2 separate regions of the Homo sapiens genome follow, and region 2 is linked to region 1. Evidence: read pairs that join two places in POLR2A ChIA-PET (ENCODE). Cell type or tissue: IMR-90. All regions are shown on one strand.

What was found. ChIA-PET counts read pairs that join two places held together with the same protein. Peaks named below come from ENCODE experiments on the same cell type or tissue, not always from the same donor. Only the 100,000 strongest peaks of a DNase experiment are listed, where the experiment ranks them.
Region 2: POLR2A ChIA-PET joins it to region 1 with 8 read pairs; 2 of 35 experiments call an interaction of 5 or more read pairs at or near these places.

What each region holds. Positions count from the first base shown.
Region 1 is chr2:19,199,516-19,202,015 of GRCh38, reverse strand. No RefSeq gene overlaps it. Among named protein-coding and RNA genes, the nearest start is that of MIR4757, 150 kb to the left of the region's middle. In IMR-90, no CTCF peak of the experiment used is centred here; no DNase peak of the experiment used is centred here.
Region 2 is chr2:19,123,207-19,125,706 of GRCh38, reverse strand. No RefSeq gene overlaps it. Among named protein-coding and RNA genes, the nearest start is that of LINC01376, 97 kb to the right of the region's middle. In IMR-90, no CTCF peak of the experiment used is centred here; a DNase peak (open chromatin) is centred at 1,396; H3K27ac peaks cover 996 bases.

The DNA.
Region 1 (2,500 bases):
TCTGATAGGTTCTGAGGCATCTTGTTTCTCTAGGAAGATCTTGATTTGGGATCCGCAGTCAGATTCTCAACCAGGGGACTTCATGTATCCACCTTCCCAGCCAAATGTTCCTGCCAGCTTGTCTTCCCCTTAAGGGCAGAAGAAGCCAGTTCATTTAGTTCCTACGAAATAATCCTCATGAGAGACCAAGGGAAAACAAAATGTGAGACGGAAGGAACACATCAAAAATCTAACCAGCTCCACAGATATTTGATGGCATTCCTGTAGTGCAGGCAGCAATGCTCAGTGAACACTATTTGTCTCTCCAGCAGTGATTCTAGCCCTTCCATATTGTGGAGCTTCCTACTTCCAGTTTCAGGGTCCTGATTACATGATATAGATCATGGTCATTCCTACATCTCTTGCTAGAGAATGGTGTAAAACTCAGCCTAAGCTAATCCACCATGGGGCCTTTCCTGTTGGCAATAATTTATCTAGAAATGGGCAAGAAACATACTTTCAAACCATGAGCTGTAAGAGGATACTTTCTCGGGGCTTTTGGTAAAAAATTTCCTTAGACAAAAGGAAAACTTCAAGGACACCTGGTCTATTGCTGCTGTTGACAATCATGAGGAAGTGTTGGTATTGATGGGTATCCTGTGATAGCAAAGGGAACTAGCCTTAGGATAAAGCTGAATCTATGGCAGAGAGAACAGTGATGAAACCTAAACTGGTCCTTTATGACCTTGTAGATGGACTAGGTTAATCTTCTTTTCCCTTTGGAAATTCAAATTATAACACTGGAGCTCTTCAAGTACTATGAGAGATGGGGTATCTCAGATCGTTGATCCTTCCAGCTTATTACTGGAGGAGATGTCATGGCTAGAAACAGTGACAGTTGCGCTGAAAACCAGCTTTTCACTGGGGAAGAGACTCAGAATCACATAAAAAGAAATTGTCTCCTCTAAGTAAAACTCTTTATAAGTTTCTTTTTTTTTAATATTTTACATTCTTTTTTTATTTTTTTATTTATTTTTATTTTTATTTTTTATACTTTAAGTTTTAGGTACATGTGCACATTGTGCGGGTTAGTTACATATGTAAACATGTGCCATGTTGGTGCGCTGCACCCACTAACTCGTCATCTAGCATTAGGTATATCTCCCAATGCTATCCTCCCCACTCCCCCCACTCTACCACAGGCCCCAGAGTGTGATATTCCCCTTCCTGTGTCCATGTGATCTCATTGTTCAATTCCCACCTATGAGTGAGAATATGCGGTGTTTGTTTTTTTTTGTTCTTGCGATAGTTTACTGAGAATGATGATTTCCAGTTTCATCCATGTCCCTACAAAGGACATGAACTCATCATTTTTTATGGCTACATAGTATTCCATGGTGTATATGTGCCACATTTTCTTAATCCAGTCTATCATTGTTGGACATTTGGGTTGGTTCCAAGTCTTTGCTATTGTGAATAATGCCGCAATAAACATACGTGTGCATGTGTCTTTATAGCAGCATGATTTATAGTCCTTTGGGTATATACCCAGTAATAAGTTTCTACCTAGAATATTCCTGAACAGTCTCCTAGGAAATACAGAAGGATATTCTTGTAAGCAGAAGCCAATCAAAAAACTTTAATGGTGCTGAAACCTTAGAGTATTCGCAAAATTGTAAATCTTATCTGGGTTCAAATAGATCATGTTATAGCTTTTTTTTTTTCACTTTCTGGTCTCAAAAATGGTGATAGTTGATGAATTCTTTTTCTTGTTCAGAGTCCCTAACATAATACCAAAGACCGGGATACTTCAACATGCCCATTTTCTTTAACATTTTCAAAGAAAATATTCAACAGCCTTCTAATTTTCAGAATTGCAGGTCATTCTGGATCAATTTCACCACATCCGAATCCCTTAAGGAGTAAAAACACTCACAATAAACTGGGATCTCAAGAAAACAATTAAATATATTGGAAGAAAACCTCTGTGGTTTTTCTGTAAAAAAAAACCCATTACTACACATATGAGGGTAATGTTGACTCCCTCACTGGGAAAACTAGCATTGAACCCTTCTGGTTTGTGTCTGTTATCCCCCTGGGTTGCATACTTTGCTTTTCTTCCCTCTGTGACTGACACTGATCCCTACTTGACATCATCTGCAATACTGTTGATTCAATCATGAATAGAAAACTGTGAAGCAGGCCATTACTTTTATTTTAGTTCAGTGGGTATTTTGGAGTCCTTTCTGTGTGCAAGACCCAGTGCTAGATGCTCAGACCTCAGAGTGAATATGATGTAGTCTTTGTTCCCACAGTCTAGCAAGGCAAATACATAAATATCATAAATATAAAAATTGAATACATATAATCTATGCTAGGATAGTGGAAACACAGAAGAAGCATAGTTAAGCCTGCTGGGGTATAATTTTGGTGCACTTCCATAAAGGGTATCCTGTTAAAGGATAAATTTAAATTGGTCAGAAAAAACTGAGTAAATTGTATTGTCCACATTTCTAGGCAA
Region 2 (2,500 bases), 76 kb after region 1:
GGGGCCAAATTAAAACTTGAGCTCAAAGTCCCAGACTCTCATTTTAGGTTTTATTTTTATTTTTTCCTAATCAGGCAATGTTATTTTCCACTACTCATTTAATTCTCCCCCTTTACCAATGGGAATTAGCCATCTTTTCAGTGAAAATGGTTGTTGACTTGGCTTAATTTTGTGCTACAAGCTTTTAATTTACTATCACATTTACTGTAACGATTTGAATAGGGTTTTGATGAAATCTTAAGTGAATTTGGTGGGGGAGCAGTTAAAAATGAATTCGATTGGGATATTTAAAAAGTTTTTTTTTTTTTTTTCATTCTAGAGACCTGGGGGATTTTAGAACAGGGCTTTCAAGGTAATGAAGGAAGAGAATCTTCTTTGGACTTCTTTTTGCTCCAGATGCGGAGAAGGCAACTTCCCGGAGTCTCTACCAGTGAGAAGGCTACAGAATCATGGGCGTAAGTATGCATGGCTGGGCATATCCTGGGGTTTGCTGTCTTGTACCAAAGACCGGAAATCAAAGGCCACTTGAATTGTTAAGACACATCTGGCATGGAGTCATGTTGCTGTCTCCAGACTTGACCTGCCAGACTCTAGTCTCTGGGTAACACTTTTCTACCCACTGGCAGAGCTGAACAGGTTTTTGGAGGCCATCAGATCCAACCCATTTTGTAGGTGGAACAATTTAGGGCCATAGAAAGTGTGGTATTCAGAATAATCCCTTCACCTCCTCTACAAAGTTGTGCATGTCCTAATCCCCAGAGTCTGTGAATATAGCCAAAGAGAATTTGCAGGTGCAATTAAGTTAAGGATCTCGAGATGGGGAGATAACCCTGGATTATCTGGGGGGTCCAATGTAATCACAAGAGTCCTCATAAGTGGAAGAGGGAGGCAGGTGAATGAGAGTCAGAGAAGGAGAAGTAACTGCAGAAAGAAAGGTCAGAGGGTTTCGATTGCTGAGTGAAGATCACCAGCCAAGGAAATGAATTCTCCACTAGAACCTCCAGAAGGAATGCAGCCCAGCTGGCACTTTGATGGTATCCCCGTGAGACCCCTGTCAGACTTCTGATCTCTGGAACTCAAAGATGAATTTGTGTTGCTTTAAGCCACCAAATTTGTGATAGTTTCCTATGGCAGCAATAGAATACTAATACAGGTAGAAACAAGCAAAAGGGACAAGGACCTGCCTTCTTTCTTTTTCCTTTTGCCTGGAAACCATCTCTCCTCATGCCCTTTCTTTGCTTGGCCAACTTCTTTCCTCCTCGAGCCTTAGCTAAGGACGTGTTGTAGCAATGCGTCCCTCAGACTAGATTCAGATAGTTTCTCTGGGTTGTGCTTTTTCTATGAAGTTACTCACCACTGTGGACTGTACTGACTTGCACGTTCATCTCTCCCAGCATGCTGCAGAGTCCTTGTAGGCACGAACCAGGTCTTATTCATCTTCTGATCACAAACATCTAGTGCAGGAGAGCTTTGAGTCATTAGTTTTGAATGAATATGTCAGAGAGTAATGGAAAGCTGTTTTCAAACCCAGGTGTATTAGAGCTTTCTAGCTGGCATTAAAGAAGAATGCATGCATTTCTTCTGGGGTATTATTCTTGTCTTTCACTTTTTGCATCGCAAGAGAGCAAGTCCTTGAGATGACCTTGAAGCCTTTGAATCCAAGTGGATTGCCTGTGGGGTGACAGGACTTTGGGGACAGGCTCAGGATGGCTGATCCAAGGCAAGGCTTATGCCTTGAGCTCCTCAGGAAGGGGCGTCCTTGAACTTGTCACTGAGTTGTTACAGCTCCATGGACAAAATCTCTCTGTCTGAGGTGATAAACCAGTTTGCTAACATCCTCTCTGATCCCCAGAAAAATCAGGTCACCACCCCAAAAGGGAAGCTTTATTTCCAGAAGGCTGAGGAAATGCCAATGCCAGATATCACTTGGCAGTTCATGAATGGCTCCAAAAATCTGCCATGGGCTAATTGCAAATGTCTGTTCCTATATATGAAGATAAGCATGAACAAACATCTATCACCAGCTGCTGGTTCTTGGAACCAGTTGATTGACCTAGCAGAGTGGGTTATTTTGGAGAAGACAGTCCTGATGCCTTTTTTTTTTTTCTGGCTTCTTCTACGTTCCTCTGCAGGGTATATCCATGACACCAGCATGGACTTTTGCTGGCTCTCCCAGTGTCACGGACCCCAAGAAAATAATAGGGCTCATTCACCTTAGCTCTTCCATCTCGTAGAAGTAGGGCTGTTATTGTTACCCAGGTCCTTCACTTTAACCTCTGTGGATGTGGCTCTGACTTAGGTGCTAAAGTTGTGTGCACAGTCTGCCACCAGTGGAAGGCACCCTAGATATTGGTGGGATGGGAGCTCAAAGATCTGGAGGATGTGTCTTCTTTCTCAATATTTGTTTCCATTTTACAAATGAAAGACAATTTAGGCTTAAGCATATCATGCTGATTGCCTATAATACACTGCACTGGCTGTAGCCTTGGGAGAATGTCTG